Regions from separate parts of the Mus musculus genome. Here regions 1 and 3 are each linked to region 2. Evidence: chromatin contacts called from ENCODE POLR2A ChIA-PET data. All regions are on one chromosome and are shown on one strand. Each heading gives the region's core, a stretch centred on a gene start or an enhancer-like site at or near the end of the contact. The rest is flanking DNA. Distances are from core to core; before and after follow the strand shown. Region 1 holds the start of Ddx42 (DEAD box helicase 42). Region 2 holds the start of Map3k3 (mitogen-activated protein kinase kinase kinase 3). Region 3 holds the start of Tcam1 (testicular cell adhesion molecule 1).

Region 1 (4,090 bases), core at 908-3,407, 130 kb after region 2:
CGATATAATACCTCCCCCTTTATATATGCCTGACCCAAATAAATAAATTAATGTAATTTTTAAAATGTTACAAAGGGAGGCTGGGGATGTAACTCAAGCTGTTGAGACTGTCTAAATTGATAGCAGGACCATATAAGATTGGGTGTGGCGGTTTACTCCTGTAATCCCAGCACTTGGGAGACTGAGGCCGAGAGTCCAAGGCCATCTTCTTCTACATAGTGAGTCCAGGCTTCAGGAGACCCCTGTCTCAAAAGCTCCAAGGGGCCGGTAGGGTGGGTGAGGTATCCCAGTACTCAGGAGTCAAATGCAGGCACATGTCCAAATTCAAGGCTAGCCAGGACTACATAGCGAGACCCTATACTTAAGGGGGTGGGGGTGGTGGCAGGTATAGTAGTTCCAGTGGCCTGCCCTGCCTTGTCCTACATAGTGATATTAGGCCAGCCTGCAAGAGTAAGAGGCACTGCCTCAAAGAACAAAGAGCGTCTGCTTTAGTGGCTCCCTGTCCAAGCAGAAGTAACTACATATCCCTGTCAATTTGACAGTCTGGCCATTTCAGTCTATACCAGGAGTGTTCACAACACAGAAGTGTTTCTAATGGAATTCATACAGGCTCCCTCAAGGTTATTTATGTTAAAATTATCCAAGCCATTTGTGCACTGGCTTTCTGATAAGACTCAGCTGGACCTGTCAACCCATTTCTCAGATGCACAGCTCTCTGCCAGGCCATCCAGCCTCTAGGACTTCTGAAGCAGAAAACACTAGACTCCAAGCCAGGCACAACATTAACACACCCATCTTGATTATCTTCCGCAAGCTCTCTCAGTAAAAAGGAGTATATGTAGCAATCATTGCTTGTCCTCCCAGGCCTCTGTGGCATCAGTCAAAATGATGAAATTTCTAGAAATGATGTAGACATTACTGTCACCTTACAAAGTAAAGTGTTGGTTACAAATAACTTGCATGTTAGAAACCTTCGGGTAAGGTCGACTCTAGAAGCGGTTGCTTCCGTGAAACTTCTAGTGTCTAGTCCTAGGTCCACCACGGAGAAGCCTAGTTCGATGCTCTTTTATTCTTCTGGCTACACACCAGATATTTTCTCAGATTTTGTCCTGTTGGTTGGGATCTACTCGAAACCTTCCCCCAAATCTTCCTAAAGCCCAACATAAAATGGAGCAGAAAAGGATGGACAGAGGTTTAGTCTTTTTTTTTTTCTTTTAATTCTGGAAAGATAAGTTGAGGGTATTGATGCATGTCACCACCGGCCGGACTTAAAGGGTTGGTTAGGAGGGAAACAGTACCTGGCTCTGCGGCCATGCAACTTAGTCACCGCTCGGCCTGGCACGGTCACACCGACTGGAATGTCATGGCCCCGCTACCTACCTGCACCCGAGGCTGCAACCGGGCCCGGGGCTCCTGAGGCCACTACCTCCAACCAGCCTGCCTTTGTCTGGTTTCTGTCTTCAGGTCGCAAAGATAATCTGCGGGCCGCGATGTCACTGAACAGCCCAGAACAGGTAGCTCAGTCACGGCACCCTACTCTTCACGTAGCTTCAGCCGTCCGTTACGTAGAATGCGTACAGCTAGTTTGCGCCTGCGCGCGGGGTGGGGGCGGGGCGCGGCCTTCAGGACATCCGCGCAAGGCGAGCTAGGGCTGCTGGGAAAATTACGTAACCCCCAGCGTCCCCTGGGCTACAAGTGCTCTAACTAGCGGAGGCTGCGTTTCTCCCGTAGGGTTCCGTCCGTCGGGTAGACGTCACTTTGATCGGATGCTCCGGAAGCTAAAGGTGGCCATAGTCTATGGGGCCATGTGGACAGAGGCATGAAGGGAAATGTTGCCCGAGTCGTGGGTTTTTTGTGTTGCTTTGGTTTTTGGCAAGGGACAAGAGCTAAGGGAAGGTGGACATTCTTATGTAAATGAAGTTTCCAATCAACACCTTATTACCTTGAGTTTTTCGGGCGGTTCCCCATCGCCGCGGCTCTCTTCATTGCAGACTCCCTCACTACACGACCCAGACACAATCCTCACCCAGGACCAGATTCCCGTCCGGGGTGTGTGACGTAGTTATGTTGCGTTCCGGAATCGGAAGAGCGGCATTAATTGGCGCCTTTCGGCAGCCGTAGCCCCAGCCCCACCCTTCGGCTCGCGCTCTACTTAGCGCGCATGTCAGACGCTCCCCCCACCCTACCCCCAGTCAGCAACGGGCCGTGAGGCGGCGGCGAAGGGGGCGGAGGAAGAGCGCGGCTGGACGCGGTCCCGCACCGCGCGTACGCAGGGCCGCGGGGGTTCTTTCGCGCCGACTGGAGTAGCAACTGCGTCTGCAGCCGCGGCAGCGGGTTTGGGTGAAGGGCTCGCCAGACGCAGTGCCGCTAGCCCGGGGGACACGAGAGGTAACTGGGGCCTGGCGAGGGCGGAGGAACCTCGGCCTCGTTTAACAAAGAATCGGCAGAGCCTGGGGACCCGGGTGGCTGCGGGGGTCCGGGCAGGGATGGGTACGCGATCTGGAGCCCCGAGGTGGCCCTCTGGAGCTACGTTGCCTTCCCACGGCTCTGCTCCTTGCACGTCTTAACGAGGCCCACTTGGCGGCTTTCCGGAGGCGGTGCTTGATGGGCTCCAGGAAGGGATTTTTCAGGGTGCTGGGCTCCGAAGCTGTGAGAGCCAGTGGAGGAGTATTGATCCTTGTAGGTAGCTGTTGGGGATTGCGGACCCACAAATGGAGGCGGGGAGGGTCTCGGTAGCGGAGGTTGACAGATTAGAAGGCTGTGATAGTCATTGATCTTTGTGAAACCTTGAGTAGATCATGATTAACATCATCACCATAGTTACAAACTTTTTGCGGCCTACTTGAGCCTACCTGATTTGAATAATATATATGGGTTGAAAACCTGTATCAGAATCGTAAGGAAAAAATTATACTAGTCAAGTTTGGAAGCATATATAAACTTTTCTGTCATCTTAGCTTTTTCCCTTTTCACCCCTACCCCTTTAGGCTGTGGTTTTGTGGCTTTCCTACTGTGTTGTTGTTGTTGTTACTATTTGCAAGTGTTATTTCTGTATTGTCTCCTACACATACCTGAACAGCTATTAAGCTGAACAATTATTAAGTAGAGTAGATATTATGTCTTTTTCTTTTTCTTTTTTTTCTTCCTTCGAGACAGGGTTTCTCTGTAGCCCTGGCTGTCCTGGAATTCACTCTATAGACCAGGCTGGCCTCGAACTCAGAGATCCACCTGCCTCTGCCTCCCAAGTGCTGGGATTAAAGGCGTGCATCACCACCCGTCGTGGGTGGTAGGTTATGTCTTAATTCGTTTAAACTTTGTAGAGTCCAATCCTGTTCTGACAGGTGGGAAGTGAACAGTAAGTCTGATATAAAAATTTATTCTTCCAGGGCGAAAATGTTATTTTACTTTACCTAGAAGGAGAATTGCAGTGATTCATTTAAAAATAAAATTGTTATTGCCTTGCCTCTGTGCCTGTTCTCTCTTGAATTGCTTAAGTGTTAAATCTATGACCACTGCACTCATGAGACTCTTTATATACATTTTTTGGACGTATTATTTTGTTTGTCTTTGTTTTTGTTTTTTCAAGACAGGGCTTTTCTGTATAGCTCTTGTTGTTCTGGAACTCACTCTGTAGACCAGGCTGGCCTGGAACTCAGAAATCTGCCTGCCTCTGCCTCCCAAGTGCTGGGATTAAAGGCATGCGCCACCACTGCCCGGCACGTTATTTCTTTATGTATGTTTATCATGCCCTCCTGTAGAGGTTAGAGGCCAACCTCTGGGAGTTGGTTTTCTCCTTCCACTATGTAGGTCCTCAGGATGGAATTCTGGTCAGGCGATTAATCTGTAGAACCATTTTACCAGTCCATTTATGAAACTTTCTAAAGAAGAAGGAGAGATGTGTGTTATGCTTTATGTTAAAGAGTAGTCTGTACCAGCAAAGGAGGCTTGGGAGAAGCTGCAATAGAGTAGTCAGGGAAAGCCCTTTCTGGTATCTAACAGATATTTAGGCAAGCTAGAAAATGGTGAGAGCATCTAACCACGGAGGTATCTGGAGAAAGGAATGTTCTGAGCAGGTGGACAGCAATCATGA
Region 2 (4,410 bases), core at 1,678-4,177:
TCCAGGCAGCTAGGATGAGGGTCTTATAGCACACATCCACAGTGACACATCTACTCCAACAAGGCCACACCTTCTAATAGTGCCACTCCCTGGGCCGAGCATATGCAAACCATCACGGGGAATGGATTGAAAAGTTGAGATTGATTTGAGGAATTTTTAGTGTGGCTGCAGCATGGACTTGGGGTGAGAATACTTTGTTACCTCTTTCACATTTGATTCTTTTTTTTTTTTTTTAAATGATCGGTACATGCGTGTGCCTGGTTTATATTTGTGTATGACAACATGCATGCATGGTACTTGTGGAGTTGAAATGAGGGCCCATCCCCTAGAGTTGGATTTACAAGCAGCTGTGAGCTGACCAATGTGGGTGATGGTAACTGAACCTGGGCTCTCTTCTCTGCAAGAGCAACAAGCACTCTTTACTGCTGAGCTCTCTCTCCAGCCCCTATTTGACTCATCTTAAAACTGATGGGTTATAATATTTGTAAATAGGGTTCTCTAGGATCATGTTTCTGATAGAAAGTCTGTGGTGTGAATACACTTTAAGTAAATGAAGTAAGAGATGTTGATGGTTTGAACTGGGCTAGCGGAGCTAGGGTGAAAGAGAGGCAGAAGGACTGGAGACCTGATCACTCGGTGTCTTCCTTGGGGAACTGATGAGCAGAGGAAATGTGAACAGTGGAGGGAAGCGATGGGTTCAGTTTGGACCTGTAGAATGTGAGGTGCCTGTGGAATGCTCAGGAATGTTGCCTCGGGAGCTTAGAACCAAGACCTGCCTGAGCTGGAATCCTCAGCACACAGGGTAACTGCAGCATGGAAATGTTTGACTTCAGTGGCTGAGGGACAAACAGTGGGAATCGAATTCACAAGAAAGGCATCTGAAGGAAAGGCAGAAAGAGGAAGCTTACTAGCTCAGTCATTGGAGAGGCTAAGTGAGATTACATGGCTGGGATCTAGTAAATAGCTGGTGTTTTTCCCTATTGTTTCTTCACCAGAAAAAAAAAAAAAGATTATTCTATTTCAGGCACTTCAGTAAATTAGGGACTTCTTTGTTTTGTTTGTTTGTTTGAGACAGGGTTTCTCTGTGTAACCCTGGCTGTTCTGGAACTCACTCTGTAGACCAGGCTGGCCTCAAACTCTGAAATCTGCCTGCCTCTGCCTCTACCTTCCAAGTGCTGGGATTAAAGGCGTTCACCATCATTACCCGGCATAAATTAGGGACTTAATCAAGTGAGAATATGAGACTTGAGAGTTTGAAGAAAAACGAGTTAGATACAGTGGCACAGGCCTTTAATTTTAATCCCAGTACTCAGGGGGTAGAGGCAGATAGATCTGTGAGTTTCAGACCAGACTACAAAGAAGTTCCAGGACTACAGAGAAACCCTGTCTCGGAAAACAAAAAAACAAAAAAACAAAAAAAAAAGTTCCAGGACAGTCTAGGTTAGAGACTCTGTCTCAAACAACAAACACCTCGTACACACACACACACACACACACACACACACACACACACGAGAGAGAGAGAGAGAGAGAGAGAGAGAGAGAGAGAGAGAGAGAGAGGACAATAAAGTTAATAGTATGGGTTGAGAGTGGGGATGAAGAAAAAGAATTGCGTAAGACACTCCTTAAGAGATCTGATACTCCAAAGCCACCTCCTAAGGTAAGTGTTTCTAAATGACAACTGAAAATGGCATCAGATTTTTCTGGAATCTGAAATATGTCATTGGAACTGTCTCCAGAGAAAGGGAAGCCACACTAACTGTGGTAGAGTTGGAATCTTAAGACTGGGTGTATGAATTATTGAAACAATGGAGGTTGAAAAAGTTAATCACAATGCTCTTTTGAAAGATCACACAGCCAGTACAATTGTTTTGAGACAATATTTAGTGGCACAGGAAGCACAAAAGTGTAAGCACACCAGAAAACAATATGAAGTTATTTTTTGTCTAACGTTGCATATCTAGGTAGGAAATAGATAAAACTATCTTCAGGGTAGGGCTTTTCTTTCTGTTTTCCTGCACTTTTAAGTTTTCTTTTAAAAACGTGTCTCGCTTTTATAATTCTAAGAGCAAAACTTGTCCAAAAGCAACTCTAGCAGAACTCAGAATGTGGGGACCCACATTCCAGCACTAGCCTAGCCTTTGAAGACGGAGTATCAGGTGTGGCCTCGGAGGTCTGAGACCCAGGGGGATGAGAGAAGTAACAAGACCATCCCCCTGCCTGTAAGCCGAGGCTACTCAGGGTATCGCGCAGCTCAAGTAGCCTGAAAGCATCGAGCCAAACCTTCCCTGCCCAATCCGCGCCAGACACTTTGCCCCAGCAGGGGCCGGACACCTCAGCACCTCGAGGTCGCCAACAACCGACAACCATAGGGCCGAAGGTTTTCTTTTTCTGAGGGCCTCTACAGAAGACGACTTTGCAAGGCGCCAGGCCGGGGTAGCCGCCGAGGGGAACGGCGCCAGCCCGCGCGCCCGCCGAGGGTTCCGCAACTGAGCAGAGGGTTGTGGGCGGAGCCTCAAGCCGGAGCAGTGATTGGAGCAGCCCACACCTTGGCCAGAGAGGCTGAGAGCGCCAGCTAGCGACACTCCGCGGCGGGTACTCAGCGCTCTCTCCGTGATTGGCTAGGCGCGAGAGGACGGGCGCTGTCTCAGTGATTGGCAGGCTCTAGCCAGCCCTCGGAAATCGCCTTGACTTCGCCCATTGGCATCCTGTGAGAGTAGGCGGGATTGGTCCGTCGTGATTAGCTGGCGGATGAGAGTGAGGGCGTTGGGAGAGAGCGGGGAGGAGGAGGCGGGAGTATCTGACTTCCTCCTGGTTATTGGCTGGTAATGAGAGTGGGGGTAGTGCCAAGGCCCAGCGGCTGCATGCGATTGGCAGATGCTGGCATGAGTGACAGGCTGCAAGGCTTGCTGCGCGCCCAGCGGTTTGTTTTTCGGAGCGTTCCTGAGGTGGAGAACAGTGGCCGGTCGGAGCGTCTTCTGGACTTCAGGACTCGCAGGCGGCCCGGTCGAGTGGCGCCGCCGAGGCCGGGTTGGGCCGAGCCTGGGAGCGCCGGGGATGTAGCGGGCCAACCTGCTCATGCCACAGCGCCCGGCCGCGGCCGGAGCCGGAGCCTGGGGAGGCGGCGGGGGCCCCGAGCGCAGCCCACGGCCCCCGCGCGGAGCCAGGCCCGCTGCCGTCCCCGCCGCCCGCTCCCCCGGCATGCAGCCCCGGCTGCGGAGGTGACACTTCTGGGCTGTAGTCGCCACCGCCGCCTCCGCCATCGCCACCATGGGTGAGTACCGCCACCGCCCCGGCCTGTGCCCGCGCTGCTTCGCGACGCCCCGCCCCAGGCTGAGGGGAGGAGGACCCTGGGCCGCCGCCTGACAAGGCATGGACAGTTCGCCGGGCCCGGGGCTGAGGATCGCGGACCGCTCGCCTCTCCGCGGTGCCTCGATCGGGGCGCCGTTCTGGCTACCTCCGGGGGTGCCCTACCGGCCAAACCCACTCGGCAACTCTCTTTCCGGGCATGCGGCCGGCGTATCCCGGGGAGGGGTCTGCGGGACCGAGGCCCGTCGGGCGGCCCACTGCGGTCCCCAGCGAGCTGGCGCGCGAGCTTGAGGGTGGGGGAGCCGGAGCTCAGTGTGGGGCCGGGGCTGGAGCCTGGTGCAGGCCCAGCTGCTGTTGTGTCTTTTCCTTGATTTGCTTTTTTTTTTTTTTTTTTTTCCTGCCTGTGTCATTTCCTTCCCTTTGCTCACACAGGCTGGCCTGTGAGTTCCCGGGGCTTTGCTCTGGAGCTCTGTGCGCTCTCCTGCGCGGGGGAGGGGGACGCGGGGGGAGGGTATGCGGGGCATCCACTGCGACGCTATTCGACGCGGATCCCTGTTAGCAATAGCAGGCTTGAGAAATGCGAGCTGCGCTCCTCGCAGATTACTGGAAGTTAAGAATCCTTGAGCGCTGAGGGTTATAACTCAAACCCTACTTTTGGAAAAACCCGGCTTTTATATTTATCCTGCGCTACCCCTGCAACTATGTAACTTTTTGAAAGAGGCATTCGGTACATAAAAGGATCACTATGAAATCATTTCCTTTTTGTCAGTATTTGTAATTCTCCTGTGAAGATGTAATCTAAGAAAAGTTTTTTTAATGCCTTCTACAAAATATTTGAGCTGTTTTATATATATTTTGCATAATTTTGGTTCTTTATCAAAAAGTCTTGGACTTAGCTAAGGAATGTGTGACATTTTAAATATATTTTGCTTCCCCAGTTGGGGCAGGTATTGTGATGCTCATTTTCCTGGTCTCAATCAGGTTTTGCAAAAATATTTAGTATTATTCTAAGTCAGAAAGGGGTGAAATTTAGTGAAAGTCTCCTTTGCAGAAGTATTCATTGCTTGTGTGAGTGCTCCATAAGATGAAATGCTAATGTTT
Region 3 (4,285 bases), core at 617-3,116, 190 kb after region 2:
GGTCCTAGGAGCTCAGCTTCCCATCCTGGAACATCCCAAGAAACTTCATTTAATTGGCTTCTGGGGCTGCAGTGACAAAGGCTTGGCAAAGAGGAGCTTATGAAGTCTGGAAAGGCTCTTTTGGAAGGAAAAAATGACTTGTAACGTTTACAGCTTTGCTTGGGTTCTGCCATCAGTGTTTGCCAGATGTTTTCTTCTACTCCTAAGCTAGCGTGTCATATCGGCTTCTTTGCTCTGGACTGGGGAATATAACGGCGTTGGCAGTGTGCTCGCCTAGCATGCGTGGAGCCCTGCCTCCCATCCCTAGCACCACATAAAGCTGGGTGTGGTCATGCATGCCTGTAATCTCAGCACTTGGGAGGTGAAGGCCAGAGAAGTGGAAGGTCAGTTTCATTATTGGCTACAGTGTACATAATAAGATCCTGTCTCCAGAAGGTGGGGGAGGGGCTCCTTTGTTCAAAGAGCAGGAAAGCTAAGCCTGCATGAACTGGCCTGTGAATCTTCTGTGGGGTCAGCCAAGTTTGACTTGCTGCTCTGTAGAGCCAAGGCTTGCTGTTATGGTCCTAGTGTTTTCTTTATATCATGTAACAGCATCAGTGTCTGACAACAGAGAATCAGATAATGCACATGAAACAGTGTTACATGGTCAGTAAAAAGGATGCTGCAGGGATGGAGACATAGCTCATACATTAAAGCTGTTTTCCGGTGATATTGGCTATTTTTCTATTGCTGTGACAAAATGTGATGACCAAAGCAATTTAGAAAAGGAAACACTTAAACTGCATGTGGGGGGTGCAGACTTTTGGTCCCAGCACTCAAGAGACAGAGGCAAGTGGATCTCTGTGAGCTCAAGGCCAGCCTGGTCTACAAAGCCGTGTTGCACAAAGACACCCCGTCTTTAAAAACAAACAAACAAACAAAACCCATTTAATTGGCCTTATGGTTTCGAAGGGTTAGAGTCCATGCTAGGGGTAAAAGGCAAGGTGGTGACAACAGCTTAGAGCTTTCTCTTTCTCGACACCACCGTCATCTTCCACCCCCACCCCCATTCTGAATCACGTACTTCTGTTTTCCCAAATCTTTCCTAGCTCCTCAGCATGTCTTCCACCCCATCCAACTGGCTTCCTGCATGGGCCACCCTAGCCAATCCTCTGGCATTTCTTTTCCCCGAGAAAGCAAATCAGAACACTTCCATCCACGAACCCGAGTGTCCTCACTTATCTTCATCAGGGGACTTCAGAATGTAGCTCTCTGGGCTTCTCAGAACTCTCAGGGACTCTGAGCTGAGTCTGAGATAGGAGAGGCGCTTCCACCTTCCCTTCCATCCCGACTTTGGGAACAGCCCTGCTTTGCTGTATCACGCGATCGCAGGATTGCCTGTAAAGGACCCCACCGCTCTACATAGTCTAAACGCCGGTAACTTTTGGGAAAGCCTGTCTAAAGAGCTTAGTGCGGCATGGTTGACTTTACTGTCTGTCCCCACCTAGCTTATTGTCTACCAACAGCCCAAGTATCAAGGCATGACCTTGCACTGGTATTTCTCTTGCCACCAGCTCCCATAAGCAAGGGTTATGGGTCTGCATCACCAAGCCTCGCTCAGTAGCGATTGTCTAGAGACAAATCCGCACTCCTTTCGAAGCAGGAGATGGCTTCCCTACTCTTCTTCCGAAGCACCCAGCTTTTTAAGCTATTTGTTCACGCTTCTCCTCTCAGCCAATCCTGTTAAGAGGCAGAGTAAGCGTCACGAGTTTCTGGGCAGATCAGGGGACTTCGGCGCAGCACAGGCGCACAGCGCCCCTTACAGGAGCACGGACTCAACGGTTGCCGCACGTGGTGGTTTCGAGCGCGTTGGCGATGTCGCTGTTCAGTCTGAGGTCCCCAAGCATCGAGGAAGGTTCGGCAGTGAGGCAAGAGGGGCAAGACGACCGCTTTGACTCAGTGAGGATTTGGGTCCTATTTGGTTTGCTTGGATTTATGTCGGTTTGTACTTGTGAAATCCAGGAGAGGATCAGCTAGCAGGTGGGGGAGTTAGCCAACACGCCTGGAAGTATTTGGTTCCCATCTATTTCCAAGTGTTTTAAATACTGCCGTTAAATGCCTTCAGACTCAACTGTATGCACGCCACTTTCCCAGCGAAGGCTGGCCTTTTGATCCCCCATCCAAGTGTTCCTTCCCACAAGTATTAGTTTATATTTCCTTTGGTTCCACCATTGGTAATTGCTATAACCGTTCCAGTCTGTAGGAACCCATCAGTGGCTAAAACAAGGGACCCTTCCTTCATGGTGTTTATAGTGCAAGGAAGACAGACACAGCCTTTTTTCTTTTTCTTTTTTTCTTTCTTTTTTTTTTTTTTTTTGGTTTTGGTTTTGGTTTTTCGAGACAGGGTTTCTCTGTGTAGCCTTGGCTATCTTGGAACTCACTTTGTAGACCAGGCTGACCTCAAACTCAGAAATCCGCCTGCCTCTGCCTCCCAAGTGCTGGGGTTAAAGGCATGTGCCACCATGCCTGGCCGGACACAGCCTTTTAGTTCAGGGAAGAGAGGCACAGCGGAAACTTGGAAAAATGTTCCTGGCATACCACCACCACCACCACCACAAGCCATTGGCAAGAGAGATCTTTATTCAGTGGCCAAAGATGCTTCTCAATTCAGAGCTGGCTGACAGTAGTGGTCATGTTTTCTGAGACAAAGTCAGGACTTTCCAGGACTCAGGGTTAGGCAGTGCTGTCCCTTTTTGCTAATTTCATGGACTGATGATTGTAGTCACCACTGCTGTAGGTGACTTTAAAGGGGGGTGGGCTCTAGGTCAAGTTAACCCCGTATTATCCTTTTGAACCAAAGTGTTTTCAAATGGTCCCATATATCTGCATGCAACACTGTCTGAAGACAGAGGCAGGCCTCTTTATTCTCTCCAATCACTCATCCAAGGCTGGATTGAAGAGTGCTTTCAGTCTTCAGGATGTTTAGAAAAAAAAAAAAAAAAGTAACCCAGGCAACCATTCTTAACTGTGGTCAGTTGCAATCTATAACTGGAAGACCAACACTGCATTGCTACACTGTGTGACCTTCACAGTGAGTAGCTTTTTAAGTTAACAGAGAACAACTGAAATTAGGGGGAGTTATTTAGGTTCTCTCCGTGGTAACACTTACAGGGCATGGCCACCGTAAATGTGTTAGAGGTGATGTGTAGGATAGGAAAGGAAAACGGACCGACATTGTGGGTGCTGAGGGCTGAAGAGAGAGTAGTCAGGGTAAAGGGACCTCCTAAGAGATGAGCAGAGAGCAAGGGGAGGAGGGGATGGCTCCCAGGCAGAGAGGAGGCAAAGGCTGGAGTGTGGCTCCCGCTTAGGAGAAACCTCAGGAACACTTGAATGCGAATGGGCCTCGAGAACCCAACGTCCAAAGCACAGGATGTGGCTGAAGCCATACCTCACACATCTGGGATAGGTCCTGTCCCACAGCCAATCCCCAAGGGTCTGGACCGTGGGCCTGAACTTTCCAGTAGTTTAATCCTAGCTGGTCCTGGTGTTACACTCCTGTAGTCCCAGCATTAGGGAGAGATAGGAGGATCAGGAGTTCAAAGTCATCCACAGCCACATAGCAAGTTCAAGGCCAGCCAGCCTGGGCCACGTGAGGCTGTCTCAAAAACAACAAAGCCAAAGAAAAAAAAACAATTTAAGTTCTCTAAGTTGGGATATATTTTACAGAATAAACCAAGGAATACATAGACCATAGAGGGAGCAGATGCTAAGACTGCCAGCCTCGGAGTGACCAGACAAGTGTAGGCTGAGTGCTGGCTCACTCAGAATCAGATCAAATGCATGCTGACAAAATGATGAAGGATTAGAGCTGTGGGTGTGACAGGCAGATGGGAGGAGGGCATGACACAGCGTAGCGCACAGAGTGTCTGGGAACCTGGGATGGTGGCACAAGCCTTTAACCCAGCGTTGGAAAAACCAAGTCAGGAAGACTGTGAGTTCAAGGTTAGCCCAGGATAAATACAGATTGGCCTGGGCTATAGAGCAAGATCCTGTCTCAAAATAAAAGAAAGGAAGGAAGAAAGAAAGGATGGAAAGAAACAAGGAAGGAAGGATAAACACAGGTGTGGAGATGAGGGGTGAGGGGTGATAGGGTGATGACCAAAAAGAACCCTCACCTTTCCCTGTTTTCCTGTGTCTACTGAGGGGCACAGACCTAAACTAGTAGCAACTACAGGGAAAACCAACCAGTTTGACTGCAGTGTATCTGTTCCTTTGAGCCAGCGTCTCTCACTCAACTTAGGCTGCT

The links. ChIA-PET counts read pairs that join two places held with the same protein, here RNA polymerase II (POLR2A).
Region 1: POLR2A ChIA-PET joins it to region 2 with 25 read pairs in embryonic stem cell. The contact joins the promoter of Ddx42 here to the promoter of Map3k3 in region 2. POLR2A ChIA-PET finds 5 or more read pairs at or near these places in 4 of 5 experiments (Patski and embryonic stem cell).
Region 3: POLR2A ChIA-PET joins it to region 2 with 15 read pairs in embryonic stem cell. The contact joins the promoter of Tcam1 here to the promoter of Map3k3 in region 2. POLR2A ChIA-PET finds 5 or more read pairs at or near these places in 3 of 5 experiments (Patski and embryonic stem cell).

The regions. Positions count from the first base shown.
Region 1 is chr11:106,214,769-106,218,858 of GRCm38, forward strand. Ddx42 (DEAD box helicase 42) reads left to right here and starts at 2,158. Exons shown (of 18, transcript NM_028074.4): 1 at 2,158-2,388. Ccdc47 (coiled-coil domain containing 47) reads right to left here and starts at 1,599. Exons shown (of 13, transcript NM_026009.2): 1 at 1,381-1,599.
Region 2 is chr11:106,081,660-106,086,069 of GRCm38, forward strand. Map3k3 (mitogen-activated protein kinase kinase kinase 3) reads left to right here and starts at 2,928. Exons shown (of 16, transcript NM_011947.4): 1 at 2,928-3,274. The coding sequence starts at 3,271.
Region 3 is chr11:106,274,856-106,279,140 of GRCm38, forward strand. Tcam1 (testicular cell adhesion molecule 1) reads left to right here and starts at 1,867. Exons shown (of 8, transcript NM_001379686.1): 1 at 1,867-1,938.